7 separate regions of the Homo sapiens genome follow, and all the other regions are linked to region 1. A link is a loop called in an ENCODE intact Hi-C map of the cell type or tissue named here. Cell type or tissue: PC-9. All regions are shown on one strand. Links, peaks and the distances in the headings refer to the core of each region. The heading gives the core; the rest is flanking DNA. Region 1 overlaps CUX1 (cut like homeobox 1). Region 2 overlaps CUX1 (cut like homeobox 1). Region 3 overlaps CUX1 (cut like homeobox 1). Region 4 overlaps CUX1 (cut like homeobox 1). Region 5 overlaps CUX1 (cut like homeobox 1). Region 6 has its middle 59 kb from the start of MYL10. Region 7 has its middle 28 kb from the start of LINC01007.

Region 1 (4,340 bases), core at 185-4,184:
TCCCAAGTAGCTGGGACTACAGGCATGTGCCACCACACCCAGCTAATTTTGTATTTTTAGTAGAGGTGGGGTTTCACCAGGCTGGTCTCAAACTCCTGACCTCAAGTGATCCTCCCACCTCAGCCTCCCGAAGTGCTGGGATGACAGGTGTGAGCCACCTCGCCCGGCCTGGACTCAATTTGGATTGCAATGCCCCACAATGGTGACCTCCCTCTTCTCTGTTAATGCATCCTCTTCCCTCTTGCTTAAAAATTTCCCCAGTGCCGTGGCATCTTACCTCCTGCTGAAGTGTGTGCTGATGCTTTGCTGGGGGCTGGACCCCGTCCCTTGGAGCCTGGCCCAGGCCCTGCCTCCCAGTGAAACCCTGGCCGCCTTTCCAACCTCAGAGGCTCTATCTCCTCCCAAACCCTGTAGCCCTTCCAGTTGCTGGTCACTGACTTCCATTAATTGGCCCGGTGGCCTTGCCTGCCAGGGGGACCATGAGGTGAGGGGCCGTGTCCTCCGAGTGGTCTCTTTCTCCAGGGTGCTGGGGACCCAAGAAATGCCTGGTCGTTTCTCATAGGTTGATAAGGAAAATGAGGCCTAGGTAGGGACAGGCAGGATTTCACCTGAATTTACAAGATGATGCAATGGAAGAGTCTTCAGTATATTTTCACGTATTTTAGAATTGAGTTACAACATTCATTTTGGTACTTTCTCTGTGTTCTCCCCATGTGTTAAAAAGCAGCTTAAGGCCGGGCGCGGTGGCTCATGCCTGTAATCCCAGCACTTTGGGAGGTCAAGGCGGGTGGATCACGAGGTCAGGAATTCCAGACCAGCCTGGCCAACATGGTGAAACCCCGTCTCTACTAAAAATACAAAAATTAGCTGGGCGCAGTGGCAGACGCCTGTAATCCCAGCTACTCGGGAGGCTGAGGCAGGGGAATCGCTTGAACCCGAGAGGCGGAGGTTGCAGTGAGCCAAGATTGTGCCATTGCACTCCAGCCTGGGCGGTAGAAGGAGTTTCCAGCTCAAAAAAAAAAAAAAAAATGCAGCTTAAGTGCTGGTTTAGCGCCTGTAATCCCAGCACGTTGGGAGGCTGAGGCGGGAGGATCACTTGAGCCCAGGAGTTTGTGACTAGCCTGGGCAACATAGCAAGAACCCGTCTGTACAAAAAATAAGAAAAATTGGCCAGGTGTGGTGGCGTGCATCTGTAGTCTCAGCTCCTTGGGGGCTGAGGCTGAAGGATCGCTTGAGTCCAGCAGGAGGTCAAGGCTGCAGTGAGCTATGATCAAGCCATTGCACTCCAGTCTGGGTGACAGAGTGAGACCCTGTCTCAAAAAAAAAAAAAAAAAAAAAAAAGGAAACAAGAAAGAAAAAAGCAGCTAAATTCTGCTGGAAGTGTGCAGTAAAGCACAAGTTTTCAGCCATCAACGCAGGGAGCCGTTAATCACGACCCATAATAACCAGAATGTTATTCCACGGTTGCGGTTTGTTTATTTCATCAGAGTTGCGTCTTCACCTATTTCCCTCCCTACTCTTAATTGTTTATCCAAGTTAGTGTTTTCCATTCTTTCACTGAAGGCTCTAAAAATGGTCCCATCAAGAAGTCTGGTAGATAATGGAAGACGAAGTGGACTTTACAGAAAGATGAATTTTCTTCCCTAGAGCTGGAAAACCCTTCAGCGTGTCATGCGTTCCCCAGCCAGGACAGACAAAGCCACGCAATCTGTTTCCTGCAGGCCCAGAGGGGAAGGCTTCCTCCTTGTGGTTAGTGACTTCAAAAGCTGTCCTCACTAGAGCAAGTCCAACTCTTCCTCTAGTTCTGATGACTTCACGGCAGCCAACTGAGCTGCTGAACGCTGTTTTTTTCTACGCAGAAACCCTCCCGACTTTCACGAGGAGTTGACAGGTTTTCCTCTTCACTCGGGCTCCCTTGTCATCGTTAAACTGAAACTGCTTTCTTGTAGCCAAATTCTGTGGTCCCTTTTCGGCCTCGGCCTCCTTGACCTCTCTGTGTCCCCACCTTGGCTCTCCCACGCCTGCCAGCCGTACCACAGGCCCCGGGTGTGAACCCTCCCTCCGCGGTCATGCAGCCACGCCTCTGCTCAAGCTGTGCCTCCTCCTGGGCGCACCCTCCCTCTCCCATCCTTCAGCCTCTGAAGTCCTGCCCAGCTCCGGTTCCTGTTTCTGTTAGGACGAGGCCCTTCAGATCCTCTCCAGCAGGTGGACTCTGTCCTGCCCCGTACCACCCGCCGCGGGCCACTTTTGGGCCTGCGCCATGTTCCTGCCCTTACCCCGCCCGGTGTTAGCGTCACGTGGGTCCTGATGTCCTCCCTCTCCCAGGCCTCTGCTTATCTGATTGGGGGCTGTGCTTGACTCTGAAACCCGGGCACCTCCTACAGGGCATTTTGCCTGTCACAGGCCTAGCATTCAATACCTATCATATTTTTGAAATATCTGCAGAAATAAAAAGAAATAACTATTTTCTTCTTCAGGAGTTAAGATGCGTGGCCACCAAGTACTTTTCAATACATAAAATATGTTTTCAGCACAGAAAGGCCTTTCACCGCTCTTACTTACATAGTCTGCTTTTGGTATGATGGGGACGGATGAAAAATGAGGACTGTAGGCCTCCGAAGTCAGCTGTTTTGAATTAAAGCAGCGCACGCTTTGAGTCAGGTGAAGCGAGGATGGGGTTTCACCCGTTGAGGATGAATTTGCTGGGTTACTTTAAACTGGAACTGTTCTTTTCAGAAATGAGTGAAGCAGGAAGGGAAAGACGGAGCTTGTCTGGCTGGGTCGGATGACCCCCTTTGCCAGGCCGTCACCCCTCTAGGTTGAGTTAGCTCAGAATAACTTAGCTGTGCTATAGCTTTGCATAATTGCAAGGAGCTTTGTTTCGTTTTATTTTGCAGGGAATTTTTTTCCCCCCTTAGCTCTTCCTCCTGGTGTATTTGTAGAAATCAGCTTCATCATGGTCATTTAACAGTAAGGGCTGGGGGTGGTGGCTCACGCCTGTAATCCCAGCACTTTGGGAGGCCGAAGTGGGAGGATCACTTGAGGTCAGGAGTTCAAGACCAGCCTGGCCAACATGGTGAAACCCCGTCTCTACTAAAAATACAAAAATTAGCCGAATGTGGTGGCACGCACCTGTACTCCCAGCTCCTCGGGAGGCTGAGGCAGGAGAATCACTTGAACCCAGGAGGCGGAGGTTACAGTGAGCCAAGATGGTGCCACTGCACTCCAACCTGGGCAACAGAGCGAGACTCTGTCTCAAAAAAAGAGAAAACAGAACATACTATTTTTGTTGTTTCTGAGGAGTAGGGTTTCTTACCAGGGAACCTGCTTTAAAAAAATGCAGTATGTAGATTCCTTAAGAATAAAGTTAAGCAGCAGCTAACCAAGCACATGGCTAAAAACCCGGCCAAGAGCATTGTAGTATCTGGTTTTGGGGTTGGTGGTGGGGATCCCATTTTAGAGGCCGACTTTGGTTTGTGATGGTTAGGTTTTACTTTCTTAGGTCTCAGCTCACATGTCCCCTTCTCAGAGGAGCCATCCTCACCCATCCCTTCTTGGTCCCTCCCGCCTTCCCTGACTTTTTCTTCTTCAATGACTTATCTGCACATGATCCCCTACTTATAAAACCTGTGTCTTCCACTCCTCTCACCCGAAAGAATGTTTGAATTCTGAAAACAATGACTTTGTTCTTAGCACCCACAACAGCAAATGCTCAGTGAGCCCTATGTTGAGTGAGTTAGTTGTGAGCTGTGGTGGTTTAGTGAGGGTATACTTTGGCCCTTAGAATGCGAATGCCTTTTTTTTTTTTTTTTTTTTTTGAGATGGCGTCTTGCTCTGTGGCCCAGGCTGGAGTGCAGTGGCACGATCTTAGCTCACTGCAACCTCCGCCTCCCAGGTTCGAGAGATTCTCCTGCTTCAGCCTCCTGAGTAGCTGGGATTACACACACTCGCTACCATGCTCGGCTAATTTTTATATTTTTAGTAGAGACTAGGTTTCGCCATGTTGGCCAGGCTGGACTCAAACTCCTGACCTCAGGTGATCCGCTTCCCTCGGTCTCCCAGGGAATGGCTGTTTAATCACAAGAAAGTCTTCCCTTCATGCGTTGTGAAAACCAGCAGTATTTTAATTGAAGAAATCCGGTATTGTTTGGCTTTCTAGATTTGGAAGTAGGTCAGGTGGCTAATGATTGAAAATGGACCGGCAACCAGAGGGCCTTTGGAAACTCTAGCTCGACTTCAGGCTATAGTTTTGTTTATGCCCTTGTCACTAAAGGCACTGCCCATGAGAGCTGGGTTTGCAGTCCCTGCTGAGCCTGGGGTTGAGAGCAGAGCCCTAGAGT
Region 2 (4,340 bases), core at 113-4,112, 270 kb after region 1:
AGGCCGAGATGGGTGGATCACCTGAGGTCAGAAGTTCAAGACCAGACCAGCCAACATGGTGAAACCCCGTCTCTACTAAAAATACAAAAATTAGCTGGGTGTGGTGGCGCATGCCTGTAATCCCAGCTACACGGGAGGCTAAGGTAGGATAATTGCTTGAACTTAGGAGGCAGAGGTTGCAGTGAGCTGAGATCGCGCCACTACACTCCAGCCTGGGCAATAGAGTTAGACTCTGTCTCAAAAATAAAAAAAAAAGAGAGGCACTGTGCATGTGGCCATGTATATAAACATGTTTGTGAATATAAACATGCAATCAGTTTTTAAAAAATTTTTATCGGCCGGGCGCAGTGGCTCATGCCTGTAATCCCAGCACTTTGGGAGGCCGAGGCGGGCGAATCATGAGGTCAGGAGATTGAGACCATCCTGGCTAACACAGTGAAACCCCATCTCTACTAAAAATATAAAAAATGAGCCAGGCGTGGTGGCGGGTGCCTATAGTCCCAGCTACTCGGGAGGCTGAGGCAGGAGAATGGCGTGAACCCGGGAGGCAGAGCTTGCAGTGAGCCGAGATTGTGCCACTGCACTCCAGCCTGGGTGGCAGAGTGAGACTCCGTCTCAAAAAAAAAAAAAAAAAAATTATCATACAGTCTCTCAACCAGTCCTACTGCTTTTTTTTATTTATTGATTTTGAGACAGGGTCTCACTCTGTCACCCAGGCTAGAGTACAGTGATGCGATCTTGGCTCACTACAACTTCTACCTCCCGGTTTCAAACGATTTTCCCACCTCAGCCACCCAAGTAGCTGGTATCACAGGTGTGTACCACCACACCTGGCTAATTTTTGTATTTTTAGTAGAGATGGGGGTTTCACCATGTTACCTAGGCGGGTCTTGAACTCCTGAGCTCAAGTGATCCACTCATCTCGGCCTCCCAAAGTATGGGATTACAGGCATGAGCCACCGCGCCTGGCCAATAAAGCAATCATATTCATCCAGCATCCTTTGAGAGGGTAGAGAAAATCATTATTCACAGACTGTCACCTGGGTTTGGCGTGCATTCCTACAGATTTTACCTATTTAAGAGATCCTTAAAGTTTTTCTGATTCACTGTTAAGGTAAGCCTAGGGATCTTGCAGTGTATATGTGAAGGAAATGGGTAACGGACTGTTGAGTGAATACAGTGTATAGATTGTAGCACATATGGTGATCTGTGAAACGGGGGTGTCATGACACACCCCTTCCTGCATCCCAAAATTGTGGGGGTCAGGGTGGATAACGGGCATTTCTGCAGCCTGCACAGCAGTGCCGAATGCAGGCTGCAATCCAGCAATGTCACTGCTGGGTATTTATCCAAAGAAAGGAAATGGCTGTGTTGCAGGCATACCTGCACTCACACGTTTATCACAGCGCTGTTCACACAGCAGCCTAGGTGAGGAAGTGACCTATGTGCCCAGCTTCAGATGAATGGATGAAGAAAATGTGTAGATCCACAGTGGAATATGATGGAGCCTTACAAAAGGAAATCCTGCCATTTGCAACAACAACGTGGATTCATCTGGGGGATGTTACATTAAGTGAAATGAACCAGGCACAGAAAGACGAATACCACAAGATCTCACTCATGTAAAACGTTGATCACATAAAAGTTAAGAAGAATGGTGGTTACCAGGGGGTGAGGAGAGGTTGGTTAAATGATACATATTTATAGGTAGACAGGAGGAATAAGTTTGAGAGATGTATTAGACAGTGACTATAGTTAATGCCGGTATATTGTAAAATTGGTTAGTAGAAATTTTTTTTTTTTTTTTGAGACAGAGTCTCCCCTCTGTTGCCCAGGCTGGAGTGCAGTGGCATGATCTCGGCTCACTGCAACCTCCGCCTCCTGGGTTCAAGCAATTTTTATGTCTCAGCCTCCCAAGTATCTGGGAGTACAGGCACAGGGCACCACGCCCAGCTAATTTTTGTATTTTTAACAGAGACAGGGTTTCGCCATGTTGGCCAGGCTGGTCTCGATCTCCTGACCTCAGGTGATCTGCCCACCTCAGCCTTCTAAAGTGCTGGATTTACAGGCATGAGCCACCGCGTCTGGCCCCATTTTTTAAGTGTTGACTGAAAACTACCTCAAAAGACCGGCTTTATCCCACACTCTGTACACCACAGGCTTAGCACGTCGTGGCTCTCCAGGAACTCTTGAGCCTTCCCCATGATGATGAGTGGGTCAGGGTTACCGCAGAGCTGAACGGCCTCTGTAGCGTTCAGCCTGCAGCCTGCCCAATGAGGACGTTTGCGCTCTGGAAAGGTAAACTCAGGATGCTGTTGGCTCCTAAGCAGAAAGCAGGCGCCACCCAGCCTTCAAGTGCTTCAACAGTGAAGAGTTAGGACGGAGGCCCAGCCTGGAACATTCACGCCACCTTCTGCCCCCAGTAAAATTCCTTAAAGCTATGAGGTTCTGACTCACCACGGGGAGTCCCTGGCCGCCGCTGGGAGGGCCTTGGCCATGCAAATCTCAGTGACATAGCACGTCTTATTTGCTTCAGAAGTGGCAGAGGAGAAAGTGACTTGCCTCACGCTGCCCGGTTCCACCCAGGGACCTTGTGAAGAGACGCGGGAAGGCTGGCAGAAAGGAGAACCGTCCTTCCTGTGGAATACTCCCGAGATCGCACCACTCCACTCCAGCCTGGGTGACAAGAGCAAAACTCCATCTCAAAAAAAAAAAAAAAAAGGCACTGTACATGTGTCCATGTATATAAACATGTTTATGAATATACATAAATAATTTTTTAAAAAATTTTGTCATGCAGTCTCAGCCAGTCCTGCTGTTTTTATTTTATTTTATTTTATTTTATTTATTTTTTTGAGACAAGGTCTCACTCTATCACCCAGGCTGGAGTGCGGTGATATGATCTTGGCTCACTACAACCTCCGCCTCCTGGGTTCAAGCAATCTTCCCACCTCAGCCACCCAAGTAGCTGGAATTATAGGCTGTTTCCTTTTACATGACATTATTTTCCCTTTTTTATGTTTTATTTTATTTTATTTTTGAGATAGAGTCTCACTCTGTTGCCCAGGCTGGAGTACAGTGGTGCGATCTCAGCTCACTGCAACCTCTGCCTCTTGGGTTCAAGCGATTCTCCAGCCTCAGCCTCCCGAGTACCTGGGACTACAAGTGTGCACCACCATTTCCGGCTGTGTGTGTGTGTGTGTGTGTGTGTGTGTGTGTGTATTTTTTGTAGAGACGGGGTTTTATCATGTTGGCCAGGCTGGTCTTGAACTCCTGGTCTCAAGTGATCCACCCGCCTCGGCCTCCCAAAGTGCTGAGATTAGAAGTGTGAGGTACCACGCCCGGCCCGTGACATTATTTTTAAGTACAAAAGCCATACATGTTTACTATACAAAGTTTAGAAAATTCTCAAAGATTTTTTTTAAAGGAAGCAGATCATCACTCATAATCCCACAGCAAAGATGATCATTGTTAACATTTTGGCCTATTTCCATAGTCTTTTTTTCTATACAGATTGTTCCTTACAATGGCATTATGTCCCCTAAACCCATCGTAACTTGTAAATACCTTAAGTCTAAAATGTGTTTAGCACACCTAACCTAAATGTCATAGCTTAGCCTCGCCTATTTTAAGCGTGCTCAGAACACCCACGTTAATTAGTCTACAGTTAGGCAAAATCATCTAACACAGCTGTCCCCAACCTTGTTGGCAACAGGGACCAGTTTTGTGAAAGATAATTTTTCCATGGACCAGTGCAGTGGGGGGCGCGGTTCAGGATGATTCAAGCACGTTCTATTTATTGTGCACTTTATTATTATGACATTGTAATATATAATGAAATAATTCTACAACTCACCATCATGTAGAATCAGTGGGAGCCCTGAGCTTGTTTTTCTGCAACTACACAGTCCCATCTGGGGGTGATGGGAGACAGTGACAGATCATCAGGCATTAGATTCTCATAAGGAGTGTGCAGCCTAGATCCCTCGCATGCGCAGTTCACAGTAGGGTTTGCACTCCTATGAGAATCTAATGCTGCTGCTCATCTGACGGGAGGCAGAGCTCAAGCAGTCATGAGAGCAATGGGGAGCAGCTGTAAATACAGACGAAGCTTCCCTCCTGCAGCGCATCTCCTGCTGTGCGGCCCAGTTCCTAGCAGGCCACAGATGTGGCCAAGGGACTGGGGACCCCTGATCTATATAGTGCTTTCTTTTTTCTTTTTTTTCTTTTTACGAGATAGGGTCTCACCCTGTCACCCAGCCTGCAGGGCAGTTGCACTATCATAGCTCACTGCAGCCTCCAACTCCTGGGCTTGAGCGATCCTCCCACCTCAGCCTCCC
Region 3 (4,340 bases), core at 132-4,131, 150 kb after region 1:
ACGCCCGCCCCCCGCTCCACTGTTCTGTTGTCAGTTGTGTTCGTTGTTTTCTTGTAAATAAACAGTATGACAATAAAGGGAAGTTACTTCTTAGCTGCTCAGAAGGTGACCAGAGCAGGGCTGGAGTGCCAGCCTTGCATTCATTGTTTGCTTTATTGCAAGGCTGCTTGGAATTGAAGGGGATCTCCGTTCGAGTCTGAGCTGGAGGAAGGAAGGGGCTCCTGTACCATGTATAGAACTTGGGCTCTCCCCGGGGTCAGGGGCCTGGGCTCTGGTGCAGCCCCACCACTTCATCAGGTCACCCCAGGTGGTTTCAGCCTCTGATTTCTCATCCCTGGAATGGGGTGTTTGCAGCCTCGTAGGTTGCTATGGGGATTGAATGAGATATGTTCATGAGCCAGTAAGGCAGCCAAGATGTCACTTACATGGAACTTACATTGCAACCCCAGTTTTAGAATAACATAGGATATTAAATATCACCATCTCCTTGAATACTCATAGTCCGCAGTTTGCTTCATGTTATAAGGTGTTTAGTTCTAGGCTGAGCCTGTAATCCCGCCACTTTGGGAGACTAAGGTGGGAGGATTGCTTGAGGCCAGGGGTTTAGAACCAGCCTGGGCAACATAGTGAGACCCCTGTCTCTACAAACTATATGTATACACGTATAAATTTTATAAAGATGTTTAGTTGTTCTGAATTTCCTAAAAAATACAGCTTAACTTTTTTGTCTTCCTTTACCTGCACCTGGATGCAGTGGGAAAGATTTTCCCAGTAGCACAAGGTGGACCAGGTGAGCTATCCTCACCCAATGGGGCTGAAAGACAGGGCTTTGATATCCTGCCCCAGAGCCCGGCTGTTACCACATGGTTTGATTTGCGATGCCAAGCAGGCTTCCTTACGGGTCCACACACCTCTGGTTTTTAGCTTGAGATTGGGGCAGCTGTTCCTCCTCTGGCCCAGCCAGGTATAATCAGGTACAAAGGAAAGTGACCTAGAATGAAGAGGTTGCCCTGACCTGGTGGTGGAATTGGAGCCTGGGAGCACGGGTCGGATGGCTTAGTTCATCTGTTTGGCAGTGGATCAAATCCCCCTCCTCCCACATACTTGATTTATGTGGACTGGGAAAGAATGTTGGGTTTCAACATAAAGAAAACAAATTTGGCTGATAACTCGTAAATCACAATAAACTTTCATTCCAAGAGTGTTCTGGGCTTCTAAGAAATATATTCCTATCTCACATCTCAGTTGATATTCACAGCCACCATTGAGCTAGAGTCATTCCCAGGTGGAGAAACTGAGGCTTGGGAGTTATGCCTGCCTTGGAGAGGGATGGGGCTAAGACTTGGGCTCTGGTGTCCTGACCACCGAGCCTGGTTCCTTCCACGTGGTCTGATTCCTGGGATGTGAAGCAGCCATCCTCACAGGGCCACACACCTGGACAGGTACACAGTGCAGCAAGTAGAGAGGCAAAGAAACAAGGGAATTGATCAGGGGTCCACACGCTTTCTCTAAAAGAGCCTGGTGCTACATATGTTAGTCTTGACGGAGAAAGAGGCAAAATCAGGATATCATGTAGGCACTTATATAACCACTTTAAATGCAACCATTTAAAAGTGTAAAAACCATTCTTAGCTCATGGGCCATAAAAATCCCAGCAGCTGGCTGGTTTTGGCCGGCTTGCCGCAGCTTGCTGACCCCTGGGAGAGAGCATCTGCTGCTATTGCAGGCAGGGGACTGCAGGTCATCCCCCTGTTTGGGTCCCACTCCTGCCCGTCATTCAGGCTCTGTCAGCTTCTACCCAGAAGTACCTGGGAGTCGGGGGTTTTGCTGTGTCACAGAGAACTTGGCTCTCGATAGAGTCGGAAAGGAATTCTGGGAAAACTCTAGAGATGCATTAAAAAATCTCCACTGGGCCGGGCGCGGTGGCTCACGCCTGTAATCCCTGAGGCAGGCACATTACCTGAGGCCAGGAGTTCGAGACCGGCCTGGTTTTTTGTTTTGTTTTGTTTTGTTTTGTTGAGACAGGGTCTTGCTCCATCATCCAGGCTGGAGTGCAGTAGCACGATCATAGCTCCACTGCAGCCTCGAGCTCCTGGGCTCAAGCGATGCTCCCACCTCAGCCTCCCAAGTAGCTGGAACCACAGGTGTGCACCACTGCACCCGGGTTAATTTTTTTATTTTTGCAGAGACGATAGTCTCCCTATCTTTCCCAGGCTGGTCTCAAACTCCTGCCCTCAAGTGATCCTCCTGCCTCAGCCTCCCACAGGGCTGGGGTTATAGACGTGAGCCACTGCACCTGGCCTCTTTCTTCTTGAGGCTAGTTTTCCTGACTGCGTGATTCCCAAAGCTTCACCCCACTGATGCTGGGTTCCCCTCCTCTGTCTACTCCACCTGCTGAGGCTGGGGCTCTCAGGGACACAGTCAGCAGCTCAGCCTCTGGAAAGACCTGGAAAGATCACATCCTTCTGGGAACCTGCTTCTGGAGGCACAAGTAGTGTAGCTCCTCTTAGGCCCTTTCGATGAAGTAAGAGCAGCTCATTAGCATCCCAGGCTACAAAGCCTAAAACCCTTTGCTTTTACCAAAACCAGAGGGTCTAAAGAGAAAGGTCACGAGGAGCGAGCGGCCGCGTGGATGAGGTTGGCCAGAGAAACTGGTTTGTTTTGGAAGCCGATGGAAGATGCGCTTGGAAGGCTAAGGCTGCCGAGGTTGAAGTCCGTCATTCTCAGTGCAGACCCTAGGGAGGAAGTAGCAGGACCCCAGTGGGGCTGCAGGCATTCAGAAAGAGAGCTGCCTGGGGTTTCCCTTCAGAACCTCCCTCCTTTTAACCCGGGAGTAAAGAGAAAAAGACCCGCGGGGTCCACTGGCTCGGAAGTCGGTCTCTTTCAGTTTGGAGCCTCCAGTTGGAAACCTGCCTTTTAATGGCCAGGCTGATGGTCTAGTTACTCTTTGAACAGGGAAGCCTCGTCAGGCTCTCTGCTGACCACGCCTCAGTGCTCCCTCGAAGGACAACTCTGGAATGCCAGTTTTTATCTCATCTCGGTAGAATGGATTTTTTTTCTTTTCTTTTCTTTTCTTTCTTTGAGACAGAGTCTCGCGCTATCACCCACGCTAGAGTGAAATGGCACGATATCGGCTCACTGCAACCTCCGCCTCCCGGGTTCAAGCAATTCTCATGCCTCAGCCTCCCGAGTAACTGGGATTACAGGAGCGCGCCACCACACCTGGCTAATTTTTGTATTTTTAGTAGAGATGGAGTTTCACTATGTTGGCCAGGCTGGTCTCAGGCGATCCACCCGCTTCAGCCTCCCAAAGTGCTGGGATTACAGGCGTGAGCCACCGTGCCCGGCCCTAGAATGAATTTTTCTTTTAGGGAAAATAAGGTTATTGGTGAATGGGTTTGGGCTGTCATCTTCAGAAACTGATTTCATCTAGAACAGTTTGTGACGGGCAGATGTGGAATAAAACCACTGGATGCATCAGGCGTCACTGCCAAGGGTGCAAGGGGCTGCTCCATGCTGGGCGTGCGAGAGGAGCAAGAAGCCGTCCCCGCCCACCACGGTGCAGGCCGGGATGCAGCGGAAAGCCCTTGCTTCTTAGATTTCCCACACAAAAGTGTATTTCTTGTAGATTTCGCCAGCGCGGGCCTCCTCCTCTGCTTGGCAGTGGCTCTGCACGAGCTGCCTTGGGATGGATCTCTCATCTTTGCTGCTGGCCTCATCCAAGGAACAGACCCCATGCACGGAGCCTAGATGCCCCGAGGTCTTCACTGATGGCCCTCTGAATTTTTATTTTGTTTGTATTTCATTTGTTACTGATTGAATTTTTGAGACAGGGTCTCGCTCTGTAGCGCAGGCTGGAGTGCAGGGGCGCGATCCTGGCTCACTGCAGCCTCGGCCTCCTGTACCTAAGCCATGGCCCTCTCTGACTTTGAACCCCTCAGTTCATTCTCAGATCAGACCACTCACTCACTGAGGCCCTCGGCTCTTCCACAGGTCTCAGCCTTTTGCCCCTTATAGTTTTTAGTTGTTGCAGCCTTTCTGTTCTCTTCCCCTCTCCTGTTAAGGGGACATTTCCAAGCACCCTGGCCACAGAACCTCCTCACCTCCCACCCTCCGCCCCTGGGTGCCAGGGCCTGGGTTCTCTGTGGAAGTCCTGCCAGCTCCGGGTATTTCCCACGTGGATTTCTCATCATCTTCACCACCAGATCAGTTCCTGGCCTGCACCCCTCCTGTCTGGCTTGTGGCAGGGGCTGCCACCCTCACCTGGGCCCTAAACTTCTACAAAGCCCCACTCTCTCCTGTTCCCGTCAGTCTGCTTGCCAAGTCCAGTTTATTTTAAT
Region 4 (4,340 bases), core at 163-4,162, 210 kb after region 1:
CACTTGAGCTCAGGAGTGAGCCACTGTGCCCGGCACTGTATGTTACTCTCTTAGAGATATGGCCAACTCGTGAGATCTGTAACCATCAGCTTTTACTAGATTATGCTGCAGTAACAAACAAACTGCTACAAATCTCAGTGGCCTGTGGCAACCAAAGATCATTTCTTGTTCATGTGTCATGTTGACTAGGGCTGGCTGTGACTGTGCCCCAGCCCCGTGGGTGGTCCTCATTCTAGGATCTCAGTGGAGGAAGTAGGTCCTATAAGGTCCTTGCAGCAGAGGGAGGGAGCACACTGGCTCTTAAATCTTAATGCTCAGATAAGACACCATCACTTACATACCATTGGCCAAAGCATTTCGTGTGGCTATGCCTGACATCACTGAGGAGGGAAAGCACCCAGGGGGAAGTTGCTGTTACACCACAAGTCACGTGGCAGTGGGCAGCGATGTGTGACGCCTCCTCCAGGGAGCCTAGATGGTAGTTGGGAGCGGCAGCAGCATATTCCATGTGACTCCGGGAACCCACAGCACAGCCGTGCTGGCACTCACATGGTTGGGCACTTTCTCACCCCTTCCATATCTCAGAGATCTGGTGGATTTCTATGAAACTTGTTTTCTAAACCTAGACTGAGTTTTTATACTATCATAAGCGGATACTGATTGAGAGCTAGATTAAAATACCTTCCTATAGACATTTGTCTTTCTCTTATTTTATTTGAGACAGGGTCTCACTGTCACCCAGGCTGGAGTGCAGTGGTGCAATCATAGCTCATTGGAGCCTTGACCTCCTGAGCTCAAGGGATCCTCCCAAAGAGGTGGGACCACAGGCATACACCACCACACCCACCCAGCCAATTTTTTATTTTTTGTAGAGACAGGATCTTGCTACACTGCCCAGGTTGATCTCGAACTCCTGCACTCAAACGATCCTCCCACCTTGGCCTCCCAAAGTGCTGGGATTATAGGCGTGAGCCACTGCACTACACATTTGTCTTTAAATGTAACACTTAGCCGGGTGCGGTGGCTCATGCCTGTAATCCCAGCACTTTGGGAGGCCGAGGCGGGCGGATCACCTGAGGTCGGGAGTTCAAGACCAGCCTGGCCAACATGGAGAAACCCCGTCTCTATTAAAAATACGAAAATTAGCTGGGCATGGTGGCAGGCACCTGTAATCCCAGCTACTCGGGAAGCTGATACAGAAGAATCTCTTGAACCTGGGCGGGGAGGTTGCAGTGAGCCAAGATCGCACCATTGCACTCCAGCCTGGGTGACAGAGCGAGATTCCGTCTCTAAATAAATAAATAAATGTAACACTACATTAAAAAAAAAAAAACTCAGCCTTATGAAAGTGATGTTGCTGAAAACATAACCGTGGAATCCAGTAGCGGCCATTAGTGCAGATGTGCGGGTCACTGCAGGAAGACAGCTGGAGAGCGCTGTTGGGTGTGTACAGTGGAGAAAGACACCTCCCAGGAGCTACTGCCAGCCAAGTGGCTGTCATCATCTCACAGCACACAAAACAGATGCTTACTACACAGAGAACTCTTTACATATTAAGTATTTCCTTTTCTTTTTTTTTTTTTTTTTTTTTTTGAGACGGAGTCTCACTCTGTCGCCCAGGCTGAAGTGCAATGGCACGATCTTGGCTCACTGCAAGCGCGGCCTCCCGAGTTCACGCCATTCTCCTGCCTCAGCCTCCCAAGTAGCTGGAATTACAGGCGCCTGCCACCACACCCAGCTAATTTTTATAGTTTTAGTCAAGAGAGACGAGGTTTCACCATGTTGGCCAGGCTGGTCTCGAACTCCTGACCTCAAGTGATCCACCCACCTTGGCCTCCCAAAGTGCTGGGATTACAGGCGTGAGCCACCGTGCCTTGTCAAGAACCCTTTACATATTGAGCATTTTCATAAATATTTAAACCTGGATTCCTGAACCCTTGGGTCACATCTGCAGACCATGCAGTTGGCCATTGCGGAAGATATTAAAAGCATATTAAACACCCACTGCGTGCCCGTGGTCGGGAGGAAAAACAGTTGATGCTACAGCTTAGTTTTCCAGGAATTCAGTATCCCTGAGTCAGGCAGCCTTATCTGTCATCCTAGAACTCCAGGACAGCCCCAGGTGGTGGTGGGAGGGGCCGCGGCTGGGAGATGGAGCTGCTCTGAGCCTGCAGATCAGGGTAGCATTCCTGGGAGGCGCCTTCCAGGCGGAGGGGAAATTGCTCATGTGTTCTGGGAACTGGGAGTGACTGGGTGTGGCAGGAGTGTGAGGCATGGCAGGAGGTGAGCCTGAAAAAGAGGCTGATCCCTCAGAGCAGGACAGGTTTTACCCAAGGCTGCAGGCCAGTGTCTAACCGTCTCTAGATCCGTCCTGGTTTAGCTTCTTCCAAATAGTTTTGTGTCTGTGTGAGAGTGTGTGTGAAACGGAGTTTTGCTGTGTTGCCCAGGTTGGTCTTGAACTCCTGGGCTCAAGCGACTCTCCCACCTTGGCCTCCCAAAGTGCTGGGATTACAGGCATGAGCAACGGTGCCGGCTCTAAATGGTTTTAAGGGCACGGTACCTACCTCAAGCTAACGTGCAGGCAGGCACGAGGTAGCTGGAATTCTAGCCTAGGATTCTCTCTTCAGCAATTCTTGCCTTAAGACCTCACCTTAGACGTTTGCTCATTCACAGATCCCTCCCCTTCTCAGAGGGAGCTGTGTTACCAAGCCTTGGCTTGTACCTCCAAGGCATGCAGTGGATGGGCTGAGCTCCCTGCAGGGAGTCAGGCGGGTGTGTGGGGGGCATGAAGGTGAGCAGGACACTGTCCCTTCCTCCCTCCCTCCCACGGATGCTCTTCCTGGCTGGTAGCCATGTGGACACCTGGGGGGAAGCTGTTCTGTGTGGCAGAGTCACTGTGTTGTGTCTGGTACTGGGGCCCTTGCCAGGGTAGGTCAGTGACTCGTCCAGGCCCTGGAGGCTGCTGCTGTCCCCTCCTCGTGCAGAGGAGGTGGGGCTGGCAGTCAAAGCCCAGGCTCCCTCCCTCCCTCTAGACTCAGAACAGCCCAGGAACCCAGCTCGAGGTCTGGAGGAAGTGATGTGTGCATTGGGTCTTGCAGCATAGATAGGTTTTGAGTGGACGGAGAGGTTAGCGAAGGGTGTTCCAAGTAAGCAAAGCACGGAACTAGGAAGTCACTGGCTGCAGCAGGGAAGTCACACAAAGGGACAACCTACCACAGACTGGGTGAGCTGCAGAGGGAGGATGGACTAAACTCCAACTTCAGGGTCATTCTGGTTGTTTTTTTTTAAGACAGGGTCTCACTTGGTCATCCAGGCTGGAGTGCAGTGGCTCAATCATAGCTCACTCCAGCCTTGAACCCCTGGGCCCAAGCGATCCTCCCACCTCAGCCTCCGAGGAGCTGGGACTACAGGCGTGTACCACCGTGCCTGTCTAATTTGTATTTTTTTGTAGAGATAGGGTCTCACTATGCTGCCCAAGCTGGTCTTGAATTCCTAGGCTCAAGCCCTCCTCCCACCTCAGTTTCCCAAAGTGCTGGGATTACAGGTGCATGCCACCATGCCCAGCTAATTTTTATTTTTGGTAGAGATAGGGTCTCACTCTGCTGCCCAGGCTGGTCTTGAACTCCTGCCTCCATTTCCTAAATTGTTGGGATTACAGGCCTGAGCCACTGCGCCCAGCCTTGAGGCCCATTCTTGTCTGCGGAGCGGAGGGGACTTTATCATTTAGAAAAGGATCTTTTAAGTCATCTCTTTTAAGAAACCTCATGGTCCATTTGCATACTGAATTCATTAAACTCATCGGCCTGACCGTGTTCCTCAGGACTGGGCTGGAATTTCCCTGTGTTAGTGGAAGAGGGCACGGGGAGAGGACTGAGAGTCTTGGTCCCTGTGATACAGCTCTGATGAGTGGAGGAACACTGGGGTTTTTGGTTTTTATGCCGGTTTAGATAAAATGACATGGATACACGTGGAGTGGTTTTTTTTTTGTTTTGTTCTGAGATGGAGTCTCGCTCTGTCGCCAGGCTGGAGTGCAGTGGCGTGATCTCGGCTCACTGCAACCTCCGCCTCCTGGGTTCAAGCAATTCTCCTGTCTCAGCCTCCTGAGTAGCTGGCATTACAGGCGCCTGCCACCATGCCCAGCTAATTTTTGTATTTTTAGTAGAGACAGGGTTTCACCATGTTGACCAGGCTGGTCTGCATCTCCTGACCTTGTGATCCACCTGCCTTGGCCTCCCAAAGTGCTGGGATTACATGTGTCAGCCACCACGCCCGGCTCAGTGGAGTGGTTTTAAAACCCCGATGTCCACGGGGCTGGTTCCTTCTGCTGGCTGTAGGGGAGA
Region 5 (4,340 bases), core at 203-4,202, 380 kb after region 1:
ATGAAACGGATGGAGAAGAAAGGTAAGTCTCCCTGCCCCGCCCGGGCCGGCTGCGTCCGCATTCATAGACAGGCTGTTTCTTTCAAATCTTTCACACACAGCTGATGAGGGACATTGACCCATGACCAAGGGACCAGAGGACAGGGCAAAAATATTTTTGGATGGTCATCAGCTAATGAGTACCTAAGAGGGCTGGAAAGTTGTGTAACTTTTTCTCTCCAGCAGCCTGAATCTAAAGATTTTTTTAGCACTGGGAGCACTTTTAACCAAGGAGAGCGAAACAGCTCTGGGGGCGCTGCATTTGGTTTTTGTGTTGTGTGGGTGGCTGATCGGGCTATCACAGCATTTACTGAGCATGTACCAGGTGGCTAGAGGCCTTCCTTTGTTATCAGAGAGAGAAATAAGAAATGCATTTTGTAGGCAGGGCACGGCGGCTCACGCCTGTAATCTCAGCACTTTGGGAGGCTGAGGCAGGCGGATCACTTGAGGTCAGGAGTTCAAGACCAGCCTGGCCAACATGGCAAAACCCCCTCACTACTAAAAAAAAAAAAAAAAAAAAAATATAGCCAAGCTTGGTGGCGTGCGCCTCTATAATCCCAACTACTTGGGAGGCTGAGGCACAAGAATCGCTTGAACCCTGCAGGCGGTGAACAGAGATTGAGCCACCGCACTCCAGCCTGGGTGACAGACCATGACCCTATCTCAAAAAAAAAAAATGCATTTTGTAGATCAGGAAACAGAGGTTCAGAGAGGTTCGGTGCCTCCACCAAGGTCACCCGGCCTGGAAAGTGACAAAGCAAACTCCTGCCACAACAGATCTCTCTCTTGCTGTTATTTCCCAGCCTCTGGGGATTTGGCCTCCCTAGAGGAATAACCCCACGTGCACCCACATGTCATCTCGAATGTGGATTCATGTTCTTCTTGCAGCCTGTAGGCTACAGCATAGGAAAAATGCCTAAAGCCAGGTGTGCTGTGCCTCTTGGTTTGCAGTTTCTAAGCGCTGGTCCTCGCCAGTGAGTCCGCCCCTCGAGCACCCTCAGTCCTCAGGTCACCTATGGTGCTGGGAGCTCACTGGGCGGCTGAACTGCATCCCTTAGGGGCAGAGACTGGGAACCAGCTGCTGCCGGTCTGACCGTAAGAAGCGGCAGCCTCCCTGATCAGCTAACGCAGAGGACCTTAACTAAGAGTGGGCATCCCAGGGGCCGGGCACAGTGGCTCATGTCTGTAATCCCAGCACTTTGGGAGTCCGAGGCAGGTGGATCACTTGAGGTTCAGAGTTCAAGACCAGCCTCAGCAACATAGTGAAACCCCATCTCTACTGAAAAATACAAAAATCAGCCAGGCATGGTGGCGCACGCCCGTAATCCCAGCTACTTGGGAGGCTGAGGCAGGAGAATCGCTTGAACCTGGGAGGAGGAGGTTGCAGTGAGCAGAGATGACACCACTGCACTCCAGCCTGGGCGGCACAGCGAGACCCCATCTCAAAAAAAAAAAAAAAAAGAATGGGCATCCCAGGCCCTTGAGTGGCTCTGCCCCAGCCCACCCCACCCCCGTCCCCGCCACACACACACACACACACACGCGCACACAACATCTGAGCCAGGGGTGGGTATGGAACCCAGGCCTGTCAGTTCTTAATTCACCCAGAAATTCCAGCCAAGCATCGCCGTTCTCACCCAACCCGGGAAAGGACTGCTGAAGGAGAGAGAGTGTCTGGTGCCTCCTCCAGGAACCCTATGGGGGTTCCTTTATAATAATAGAGGCTTCTATTTTCTGAGAACTGCCCTGTTTGCCAGGCACTGCGCTAAGACTGCTGTTCATCCACACGACTCTGCTTAGATGTCCTTATCCAGGAAATACGAACCTCGGTGCTTCATGCAGCCTAGCAGATTTCAATAGCTCCTATCAGTAGGGAACGGGAATTCATACTCAGGGCTGTCAGATTTCAAAGCAGATGCTCTTAAATATACATCCGCTGCCTCTGTGCTGCGAGCTGCCCCCCTGGGATGACCCAGGGGCACTGCTGCTGCCCACTGATGACCTGCCCAGGTGGTGGCCTCTGCCCCATTCAGGGCCCCTCTAGCGAGCTCTGGCCTGCCCTTGGGCCTGTAGTCTAAGGGTCTGAGGTAGGCCATGCCTCTTGGGCAGCCCCAGGCAGCGCTGTAAGCTGCAGAGGCCTGGTGCCACATTGCCCCCCTAAAAGTTTTCAACTTATTTTTCGTTTTGTTTTTTGTTTTTTGTTTTTTAAAGTCTCGCTATATTGCCCAGGCTGATCTTGAACTCCTGGCCTCAAGCAGTCCTCCCATCTCGGCCTCCCAAAGCGCTGGGATTACAGGCATGAGCCACTGCGCCCGGCCTTTTCAATGTCTTATTATGGGAAATCTCCAACATAAACAAAAGTAGAGAAAATGCTGTCATGAACCCAATAGATCTGTGCAGAGTTTCCCGTGATCCCCTCACCCGAGCAGCGTGAAGCTTCCTGCACTAGCCAGGAGGCAGCCCTCAGCCCTTAGGAGGGAGGAGGCCCTGACAACCCAACTCCCTGCTGTGTTTCTCACCCTGGGGCCCTTAGGAAAGGACCTTAGTCCCCGCAAATACATCTCCAGGGCTTCCCAGGCCTCCCATCTTTCCCTCGGCACAGGCTCGGGGCGCCCTCTTGTGTTACAAATGAATTACTGTTTCTGCGGGGCCCAGACCTTTCCAAAGGTGCCCTAGTATCCAAAGCCGCTGTGGTCCGATGGCCTTCTCTTCACTCCTGGGGGTGCCGGCCACAAAGGCTGCTCCCTAGAGAGGCCTTCTCCAGCCCCCTGCCAGCCCCTGGTCAGTCGTCTGTCCCCTAGGAGGGAACTGGAGGGAGTCCCCACGGTTGGACAATCCAACTCCTTTCTCTGGATCCAGCAGCTTTGACTCCGCTGTTTGGGTTTTCTATGGGGAAGATTTACCTTCTCAATTGCTTCTGAGTTCTCATGACAAAATGGCAAGTTAATTAAGGAAATCCCTTGCCTAAGCTGTTTATTTTATTTTTTTAGAGACAGGGTCTCTGTTGCCCAGGCTGGAGGGCAGTGATGCAATCATAGCTCACTGCTGCAGCCTCGGTGTTCTGGGCTCAAGTGATCCTCCCGTCCCAGCTACTCGGGTGCACGCAGCCTCGGTGTTCTGGGCTCAAGTGATCCTCCCATCCCAGCTACCCGAGTAGCTGGGACTACAGGTGCACGCCACCACACTGGCTAATTTTTAAATTTTTTTTGAGACAGGGTCTCTCTATGTTCTCCAGGCTGGTCTCAAACTCCTAGGCTCGAGCAATCCTCCCATCTCAGCTTCCCAAAGTGCAGAGATTATAGGCGAGAGCCACCACGCCCGGCGATGTCCTTCAGGATTCAGTTTAAACATCATCTCTTCTAGGCAACTTCCCCTTCTGCCTCCCCAGGTGTAGGGACCAGCCCCACAGGGTCTGTGGGTCTCTCCCCGTGTGTGGAGACGAGAGAGTATAGAAATAAAGACACAAGACAAAGAGATAAAAGGCAGCTGGGCCCGGGGAACCACTACCACCAAGTTGTGGAGACTGGTAGTGGCCCCAAATGCCAGGCTGCACTGATATTTATTGGATACAAGACAAAGGGGCAGGATAAGGAGAGTGAACCATCTCCAATCATAGGTAAGGCCACGTGGGTCACATGTCCACTGGACAGGGGGCCCTTCCCTGCCTGGCAGCCGAGGCAGAGAGAGAGAGGAGACAAAGAGAGAAACAACCTACACCATTATTAGAGACTTTTAGTACTTTCACTAATTTGCTACTGCTATCTAGAAGGCAGAGCCAGGTGTACAGGATGGAACATGAAGGCAGACTAGGAGCGTGACCACTGAAGCACAGCATCACAGGGAGATGGTTAGGCCTCCAGATAACTGCGGGCAAGCCTGACAATGTCAGGCCCTCCACAAGAGGTGGAGGAGCAGAGTCTTCTCTAAACTCCCCCGGGGAAAGGGATACTCCCTTTCCCGGGATACTCCCTTTCCCGGTCTGCTAAGTAGCCTGTGTTTTTCCTTGACACTGAGGCTACCGCTAGACCACGGTCCGCCTGGCAACGGGCGTCTTCCCAGACGCTGGCGTTACCTCTAGACCAAGGAGTCCTCTGGTGGCCCTGTCTGGGCATAACAGAAGGCTCGCACTCTTGTCTTCTGGTCACTCCTCACTGTGTCCCCTCATCTCCTATCTCTGTATGGCCTGGTTTTTCCTAGGTTATGGTTATAGAGCAAGGATTATTATAATATTGGAATAAAGAGTAATTGCTACAAACTAATGATTAATGATATTCATATATAATCATATCTAAGATCTATAT
Region 6 (4,340 bases), core at 275-4,274, 170 kb before region 1:
AATCTTGGCTCACTGCAACCTCCGCCTCCTAGGTTCAGGTGATTCTCCTGCCTCAGCCTCCTGAATAGCTGGGATTACAGGTGCCCGTCACCACACCCACCTAATGTTTGTATTTTAATAGAGATGGAGTCTCACCATGTTGGGCAGGCTGATCTCAAACACCTGACCTTCCATCTCAGCCTCCCAAAGTGCCAGGATTACAGGGGTGAGCCAGCACTCCCGGCCACACCTGGCTTTTTCTTATTATTTATTTATCTATTTAGAAATGGGGTTCTCACTCTGTGGCCCAGGCTGGAATGCAGTGGCGCAACCACAGCTCACTATAGCCTTGACTTCCAGGGCTCAAGTCATTCTCCTGCCTCAGCCTCCTAAGTAGCTGGGACCACAGGCACGTGCCACCACATCCGGCTGATTTTTTAAATTTTTTGTACAGCTAGGGTTTTGGTATGTTACTCACGCTGGTCTCAAACTCCTGACCTCAGGTGATCCGCCCCCCTCGGCCTCCCAAAGTGCTGGGATCACAGACATGAGCCACCGCGCCAGGCCCACATTTTGATTTTTAAAGCACCACCACATAGCTTTATGTCCTCGTTGTTTTCCACCTGAATCTCCTTATACAAGACTCAGGCTGGGCCAGGCACAGTGGCTCATGCCTGTAATCCCAGCACTTTGGGAGGCCAAGGCAGATGGATCACCTGAGGTCAGGAGTTCAAGATCAGCCTGGCCAACATGGCAAAACCCCGTCTCTACTAAAAATACAAAAATTAGCTGGGCATGGTGGCGCATGCCTGTAATTCCAGCTACTCGGGAGACTGAGGCGGGACAATTGCTTGAACCCGGGAGGCAGAGGCTGCAGTGAGCCGAGATCATGCCACTGCACTACAACCTGGGCAACAGAGTGAGACTCAGTCTCAGAAAAAAAAATAATAAAATAAATAAATAAAAAGATTCTCAGGCTGAAGTCACGAAGTAGGGTGGCCCCGAGCCCCCCTCAGCAGACACAGCCCAAGAGGGCATCTGCAAAGAGCAGGACTGTGGGTTGTGGGCAAGACGTGGAGGGGAGGTAGAGGAGAGAAGGGGACCCCCTACACCAGGAGGAATTTGCAGGCTTCACCAGGGAAATAGGACGGCACCCCCTGCCCCAGGGAGGTGGGCAGGGCATAGAGGGCATTTTCCAAATTGTACAGCCACAGGGACCACTCTGCCCAGAGCTCCACTCACACCCTCCAACCCCCTAGTCACACAGACACACATTCACACACACACACTACAGTCGTACACACACAGACATGCATTCACATATACACTCACTGACATACAGATACATACTCACAGGCACACACAGACATGCATTCACATACACACTAACGCAAAGACACACACAGACATTCACACAGAGTCACACTTACACACAGACATGTATTTACACATTCAAATGAATACACACACTAACACACAGAGACACACACAAACACGCACACACAGACATGTAGTCACACACCAGATGCACACACATACACTAACACACAGAGCTGTACTCACATAGACCACACACATACACACATAGGCATCATCACTACGCTAATGTCTCTCAGTGTCCTACGACAGGTGTGCACGGCCTTGCCTTGCACTGAGGTGCCCCTGCAGTATTGGGGGTTCCACCGTAGTACTGGGGTCCACTCACCCATAGACCGTGCATCTCCAGCTTCATGCGCAGGAATTTCCCCATGCCACAGGGCCTTTTGCTGGGGAAGATGCTGGTCTGCCCAAAGTCAGCGTGGAATCTGGGCAGAGCCAGAATGACCTGCCCCAGGCTTGGGAGCCGAGCATATAACCCCCCTACACACAGCGCCATTCAGACCCTGGCACCCCACCGTTGGGCTCCCTAAAGATGTGTCCATTCTGCTTGACTTAAACACTGTATTCCTGGTTGGTCCTTCAGTGACAGGGGAGGGAGGAAGAGGCTGTGGCTTGCAGGACAGGGGGTCAGGATATGGGCAATGGCTTGGGGACCTCCTACTTGTAAGGAACCAGGGTGGGGTCCTATTGGGTGGACAGGAGACCCTGCAGCCCTGGCCTCACTGCCTTCTGGGATCCTCTGCCACAGGTCCCACCCCGCAGCCCATCCTGGGCCTGCGACCCACAGCCTGTGCCTCCTGTCCCCTGTCCCTCCCAGTGCACCCTGAGCCCACCCTACCCAGCCCCCGCCACCCCCCTGCTGCACTCCCAGGGCTGACCTTCTTCCCTGCCCAGGCTGGACATCCCTCCTCTCTTGCCTCCCCCTTGACCTCCCTGATGGGACTAAGTGGAGGCTTCTGTTCATGGAAACTGGGGTTAAGGAAGCAAACTACAGGGCCTGGGGTCAAGGTCAGGTCCAAGGTCAGGGCTGAGTCAGCCCTGACTTCGTTCCTCCCGCCTCTTCCCCCGGGCATCCAGGCCCTTAGGTGTCAGGAGTTACAGCCTTGCCCTCGCCTCCTGCTCCTCTGGCCGAGGCCAGGGCGGCCCCTTCCTGTCCCCCCTGCCCGTCGTTCGCTCCCCGAGGGCGCAGCAGAAGCACGGGGAACTCCGGACCCCACGAGGCGCTCTGGACGAGGTCGAGCCGCCGCTTCCCCCGGGCGCCGCTAGGTGGCGCCGCGCTAACGAGGATCGGGATAGACCGGAGGGGCCGCGCTGCCACCAACCGGGTCTCCACTCCCCAGGTCCTCACTCCCCGGGCCCCAGCCTCGCCCCAAAGCTCAAACACGCACCCGGGAACCCTTCCACCACCCTCCCTCCCCACCCCTGGCATCCTTAGCCCTCGGCAGCTCCCGTGGTCCCAGGGGCCTCTCCGGTCCCTCAGCAGGAGACCTGGAGTGCACGGCCTGTCCATGCCTCTGGGACGCAGGACAAAGTGGACGAATAGGAATCAACCGTGGGGAGGGAGGGGCCACCCAGGAGAATCCCAGTCCACGGAGTAAGGGAGGGTGGCATGCTGAGTGCCAGGCAGAAGGCCTGGCCCAGGCGGTGCTCCCTAAGTGAGGGTGCACCCTCACTTACATCCTTCCAGGATAGTTCCTCTTCACATCCTTCCAGGATAGTTCCTCGCCTAGGCGTTTTCTCCCTCAGTTTGGGGGTAGTGGTTTTTAGGGCCCCGTGTGAGAGTGAGAAGGCTCAAGGGTGCCACTACCCCAAAACCAAGGGGGCAAGGGGCAGACCCCAACTGTACCAGGAGCAAGGAGCTGCTTTAATTTACTCCTCCCAACATGTCTATTAGACGTTTTACCAACGAGGAAGATGGGCTCAAAGCCCAAGGTCACATGGGGGTGGATGGCCAAGGCAGGGTTGGAACCCAGGTCTGGCAGATGCCCTTGCCATGCCCTGGGGTGCCCCAACTCTGACCACAATGAGCCCTTCCAGCTCCTTCCCAGCCCAAAACTAAACCCTGAGGCAGAGTGACTGGGCCACGCTCAGACGTCCCTGACTCTATGCCCTACCTCTGTCCCTCTGAGACTCCCACTGTCCTACAGCTGCCTTCTGGTCTTTGCAATGGCTGATCGTCCTGCCGGGAAAGGTGTTTCCCCAGCCTCACCAGGGCCCACTCTGGCATCAACTCCTACAGGAAGCCCTCCCTGATTGATCCCTAAGTGGAGGCTTCGGTTGGGTCCCAGCCTCAGGAAACTGGCATCAGAGCCTCCCATGGTCCCGGGCTCAGACACAATAGTGAACTCAGCCAGGTGAAGGAAGAGCTGAGAGCCCACCACCACCACGATGCTGGTCCATCGGCAGCCTGTAGCACGCCCCAAACACCCCATTTACAAAGAAACTTTTCAAAGGGCATTTAGGGCAGATGATAAAACTATGGCCCGGAGAGGCCAAGTGACTAGTGCAGAGTCACACAGCAAACCAGAAGAGACTAGACACCAACCAAGATCTGTCACTATATTCATAAAAGAAAAGAAGGCTGGGTGCGGTGTTTTGTGCCTGTAATCCCAGCACTTTGGAAAGTCAAGGGGGTGCAGATCGCTTGAGCCCAGGAGTTTGAGACCAGCCTGGGCAACATAGTGAGACCTCATCGCTACTAAAAATGTAAAAATTAGCCCAGCATGGGGACGTGTGCCTGTTGTCCCAGCTACTCAGGAGGCCGAGGCAGGAGAATTGCTTGAGCCCAAGAGGTGGAGGCTGCAATGAACCGTGATTGTGCCACTGCACTCCAGCCTGGGTGACAAAGCAAGGCCCTGTCTCTAAAAAGAGAAAGAAAATAAAAGGAAGACCAAAAGCAATGAATTTAAAACACACACACACACACGCATGCATGAGTGCATGCATGTACTTAAGTGGTAGGGCAAAGTGCCGCTGCGGAC
Region 7 (4,340 bases), core at 73-4,072, 260 kb before region 1:
ACAACATCCGGGCCCATTTTATAGATGAGAAAACTGCAGAGCCTGGAGTGCCAAGTGGGTGATTTCTATCTGTTCCACTCCGAAGACCCAGGCTTACCACTCCAAAATGACAGTGGTGGTGATTTTTTCTTTTCTTGTTCGGTCTTCACTATGGCTCTGAGAGGAAGCTGTTCATTGCTCTATTTGCCAAGGGGGAAAACCTGAAGCTCAGGGATGTTGACCGGTCCAACTTGCAAGCTTAATGAAAATGCAGGACTCTGTCTCCTAAGCCAGGTGGTGGTGCAAAATGAGCCCCACTCCTGGGGTGGAACCTTGAGTTGGGAGCCCTGAGTTCTTGGCTCAGCTCCACTGGGGATGTCAAGGGTGACCTTGGGCAAGTCACTTCTCATGATCTAAGCCATTCTGTGCCCCTCAGCCCTGATTGCTCTGAGCCCCAGACCCTGCCATCCCCTGTCACTTGAGCTTCATCATAAGATGTTCCATGAGCATTGCCACTTATTGCAACACAGATGGAACTCTCTAAGCCTCTGTTTCCTCATGTGTAAAAACTGGATAACAGTAGTTTCTACTTTACAGAATATTGTGAGGATACAATAATATCATACTCTCAATGGATTCCTCACACTGCAGTGGTGTGATCTCAGCTCACTGCAACCTCCGCCTCCCGGATTCTGGGTTCAAGTGATTCTCCTGCCTCAGCCTCCTGAGTAGCTGGGATTACAGGTGCACTCAATTAATGTTAGCCATTAACTCTCTGGGAACATGTCCCCACTGTCTAGCTGGCTGTGGTACTCATGTATGAAGCCCACAAACATTCAAGTATCCAACGATCACCTAAAATGCACACAAGTTCATCCATTCAGTGTTGACATGGACAGATGGTATGATGGATTACAGATGGCTATAAATTATTTGTCATGCCTTTCAAGAAATCTATTTCCCCTCCTGTTTAGTCTAGACTATCCTCATGGCTGCTTACCCAATAGAATGCAATGGAAGGAACAGTGGCCAGTCAGGGTCCTAGTCTTTGTGAAGACTGGCAGTTTCTGCTTCTCCCTCTTGGAACACTTGCTCTTGGGACACTGCTTCTCAGAAACCAGCCATCATGCTCCAAAAGACGTACAGAAGCCACATTTAGGCACTCTGGTTGACAGCCCCGCTAAAGTCCCAGGCAACATCCAACATGAGCTGCCAGTCATATGGATGGGCCATCTTGGATATTCCAGCTCGCTATAGCTCCCAGATGGCTGCATCCCCAACCAACATCACATAAAGCAGAAGAACCTCCCAGCCAAGCACAGTCAACTCATAGGATAATGAGATTTAAGATGGTTATTGCTTTAAACCACTAAGTGTTGGGACAATTTGTTATGCAGAAAACCAAAGTGTTGGGGCAATTTGTTATGCAGAAAACCAAAACATATAGTATACCCATTTATGAAACTTTAAAGTATTTATTTACTACTTTTTGAAAAAGATTAGTCATTCTGTACTACAGAAAACTATAACAATAATTTGCTGCCTGTATTTGTATAGCCTGCAAGGTAAGCAAGGCTTTTACACTATAACATGGCTGGAAAAAATCAAAAGAAGAATATTATTTTGTGAGCTATGTGAGAAATTTATACAAAATTCGAATTTTAGTATCCACAAATAAAGTTTGATTGGAATACAGGCATGCTCATTCATTTATAGCTTGTCCACAGCTGCTTTGTCATGAGAGCAGTAGAGTTCCATGGTGGTATCAGAGGCCATATGGACCACAGCACCTAAAATATTTACTGTCTGGCCCTTTCCAGGAAAAGTTCACCAACTCCCTTCTCTAGACCATTAAATATGTATCATCATTTTGAACTTAAAATCCTGCATATAAGAACTTGTATGTGTCTGAAACTTATTGACTGAGTCCTGTAAGGAAAAAGCAAAAAAGCAACAGTGGGCATTTTTGCTTATTTATTTTTAATGTTTATAGAGACACGATCTCAGTCTATCACCTGGCTGGAGTGCAATTGTGCAATCATAACTCACTGCAGCCTCCATGTCCCAAGCTCAAGTGATTCTACCACCTCAGCCTCCTGAGTAGCTGGGACTACAGGTGCATGCCACCATGCCCAGCTACATTTTTTATGTTTTATTTTGTAGACACAGGGTCTTGCTATGTTGTCCAGGCTGGTCTCAAACTCCTGGGCTCAAGCAATCCTCCCACCTTGGCCCCCCAGAGTTCTGGGATTACAGGTGTGAGCCACGGTGCCAGGTCTATTTATTTGTTTGTAAGTTTGAAAGCTTTCAGAAGTATAAGAATGGCCCAAGCTGGGTGTGGTGGCTCACACCTGTAATCCTAGCACTTTGGGAGGCGGAGCTGGGTGAATCACTTGAGGTTGGGAGTTCGAGACCAGCCTTACCAACATGGAGAAACCCCGTCTCTACTAAAAATACAAAATTAGCTGGGTGCGGTGGCACTTATGTGTAATCCCAGCTACTCGGGAGGCTGAGGCAGGAGAATCGCTTGAACCTGGAAGGCAGAGGTTGCAGTGAACCAAGATCATGCCATTGCATTCCAGCCTGGGCAACAAGAGCAGAACTCCGTCTCAAAAAAAAAAAAAAAAAAAAGAATAGCCCAACAGTGTGCAAACATAGGAGGAATGCCTAGAAAGCATTCAAAGAGAGATCAAAAGGAAACTCTGATTATGGGGGTGAACAGGGGACTTTGAAGAAAGAAACCAGAAATGGAAGGGGTCCTAGTGGGAAAAGGACATTCCCTAAGGCCAGGACAGTATCCATGCCCCCAGCCCCTTCTATCCTCCCCACCCCCACTGTCCTGCCCTGGCCAGAGCTCCAGGCCACACTGTTCCCACTGTAGGGCCTACACTAGCTGTCTCCATCTTTGTCCCCTGCCCATCTTCCTCCACTAGGGCTCAGCTTGACAACCCTTCCTCATGCAGCCTACCACCTCTAAGCCTGCATTCCCTCCCTTCTCTATGCTCTGAAGTTCTGTATACAGGACTTGCCTCTAAGATCCCACTGGCCAGGTCGTAACGTTGAGACCCAACCACTCATTCTGCTCCCTGGGCTGGGTGCACCTCGTGGGTAGTCATTGGCCTTATTTATCTCTGGGCCCCCCGGGAAGGCATGAGAGCCAAGCTGCTGAATACAGGGGCCCTGCAGCTTGTACTGAGCATTTGAGTACCAGACACTTCTAGGATTTCACGATGGAAGACCCTATGATACGGCATCTCCTTCCCATGCCCCACTATCAGGGACAAGGGGTGCAGAGACAACGGGGCCTCCCAGCTGGAGGGACTGTTCAGGGCCAGCTCTGAGCTGCCTCCCACCCTCGCCTAGCCTCTGGCAGGGCCTCTGGCCAGGCAGGAACGGCCAACAGAGTCACCTCCTGCTGACAAGCCTGGCGCTGACAGCCAGGATCTGGGAGAACAAGAAGTCCATTCAAGGCGCAGGGCCGGGCGGGCCCACTTTCAGGTGTATGATCTCACCTCTCGGAAACTGGCAAGCCGCCGGAGGGCCTCGTCAAGGCTTTGATGACCCTGTGCTGAGGACGCAAATCCTAGGCCTGGCCGACACCCTGCTCCAAGGACCAATGACTGAGGCCAGAGAGGGTCCCAGATGGAGCCTGGGTAGGGGTGAAACTGCACAGGCGGACGGGCAGAGCGTCCACCCTGGAGAAGAGACCCAGGCCCAACCAGGCCCCAGAGCCTGCACGAGCACCTGGAGTGGCAGGGACAGCCCAGCCCCCTCCTGCCCCACTTCCTGGGAAGCAGCAGCTTGTGTGTTCTGGTCGGTCGGCTTTGGCAAAGCTGACTGGTGACGTCAGGCAGGCACCCCCTCTCATCCAGATCCTGGGCCCCCCACACACTGGGCCCAGCTGGGGGATGGAGCTAAAGGAACTTTGCTCCCAGCTCATCTTGTTTCTGGGCTTTGTTGCCCAGTGGCCACTGGCACCCTGGTGGAAGGGACCAGCCAGGGGGAGTAGTAGGCCCCATCTCAGCTGGAATCTCCCAGGGTAACTGGGCCTGCAGCTTGCTGGAGTCCGTACTTTTCTGTGAGCTCACAGGGCAGATCCCAGAAGCCAAAACTGACCCAGAGGGAATGGAACTCAGATGGTCAAGAAACCACTGCCCTCTGCCCTCTTGGCATGTGACCTTAGTTCCACCCATAGAGACCAGATGGCAGTCTCTGGCTTTTCCAAGGACCCGCGGGGCAGGAATGCAAGACAGAGCACACACTGGCCTCTCACTGTGACCAGCAGTGGCCTCTGTCGTCACCTCTGTGGACGGCAACACGGGCCTTCCATCCATTCCCCAAAAGGAAGGCAAAGCCACAGC

What was found. Hi-C counts contacts between places; a loop is a spot of excess contacts. Peaks named below come from ENCODE experiments on the same cell type or tissue, not always from the same donor. Only the 100,000 strongest peaks of a DNase experiment are listed, where the experiment ranks them.
Region 2: it touches region 1 in a loop (2.7-fold over the local background); 5 of 110 quality-filtered maps call a loop at or near these places.
Region 3: a loop joins it to region 1, with 2.1 times the contacts of the local background. A loop is called at or near these places in 4 of 110 quality-filtered maps.
Region 4: a loop joins it to region 1, with 4 times the contacts of the local background. A loop is called at or near these places in 4 of 110 quality-filtered maps.
Region 5: a loop joins it to region 1, with 3 times the contacts of the local background. A loop is called at or near these places in 4 of 110 quality-filtered maps.
Region 6: it touches region 1 in a loop (4-fold over the local background); 11 of 110 quality-filtered maps call a loop at or near these places.
Region 7: a loop joins it to region 1, with 4 times the contacts of the local background. A loop is called at or near these places in 2 of 110 quality-filtered maps.

Annotation. Positions count from the first base shown.
Region 1 is chr7:101,854,866-101,859,205 of GRCh38, forward strand. All of the region lies in intron 1 of CUX1 (cut like homeobox 1), which reads left to right. Among named protein-coding and RNA genes, the nearest start is that of CUX1, 39 kb to the left of the region's middle. RefSeq lists an enhancer at 2,057-2,186. In PC-9, for the core only: CTCF peaks have their summits at 2,327 and 2,526; DNase peaks (open chromatin) are centred at 1,766 and 2,206; H3K4me3 peaks cover 1,477 bases; H3K27ac peaks cover 2,587 bases.
Region 2 is chr7:102,122,992-102,127,331 of GRCh38, forward strand. All of the region lies in intron 8 of CUX1 (cut like homeobox 1), which reads left to right. Among named protein-coding and RNA genes, the nearest start is that of SH2B2, 160 kb to the right of the region's middle. RefSeq lists a silencer at 523-749 and an enhancer at 2,230-2,782. In PC-9, for the core only: no CTCF peak of the experiment used is centred there; a DNase peak (open chromatin) is centred at 2,460.
Region 3 is chr7:102,003,334-102,007,673 of GRCh38, forward strand. The region is part of intron 2 of CUX1 (cut like homeobox 1); the gene reads left to right. Among named protein-coding and RNA genes, the nearest start is that of CUX1, 190 kb to the left of the region's middle. In PC-9, for the core only: no CTCF peak of the experiment used is centred there; no DNase peak of the experiment used is centred there.
Region 4 is chr7:102,061,814-102,066,153 of GRCh38, forward strand. All of the region lies in intron 3 of CUX1 (cut like homeobox 1), which reads left to right. Among named protein-coding and RNA genes, the nearest start is that of SH2B2, 220 kb to the right of the region's middle. RefSeq lists enhancers at 400-699, 1,993-2,709. In PC-9, for the core only: no CTCF peak of the experiment used is centred there; a DNase peak (open chromatin) is centred at 2,198; H3K27ac peaks cover 419 bases.
Region 5 is chr7:102,234,219-102,238,558 of GRCh38, forward strand. It overlaps CUX1 (cut like homeobox 1), which reads left to right. Exons shown (of 24, transcript NM_181552.4): 22 at 1-22. Among named protein-coding and RNA genes, the nearest start is that of SH2B2, 50 kb to the right of the region's middle. In PC-9, for the core only: CTCF peaks have their summits at 2,644 (motif pointing left) and 2,853; no DNase peak of the experiment used is centred there.
Region 6 is chr7:101,685,875-101,690,214 of GRCh38, forward strand. No RefSeq gene overlaps it. Among named protein-coding and RNA genes, the nearest start is that of MYL10, 59 kb to the left of the region's middle. RefSeq lists a silencer at 2,678-2,807. In PC-9, for the core only: CTCF peaks have their summits at 2,618 (motif pointing right) and 2,820; no DNase peak of the experiment used is centred there; H3K4me3 peaks cover 831 bases.
Region 7 is chr7:101,595,072-101,599,411 of GRCh38, forward strand. No RefSeq gene overlaps it. Among named protein-coding and RNA genes, the nearest start is that of LINC01007, 28 kb to the left of the region's middle. RefSeq lists enhancers at 3,181-4,109, 4,110-4,340. In PC-9, for the core only: no CTCF peak of the experiment used is centred there; no DNase peak of the experiment used is centred there; H3K27me3 peaks cover 34 bases.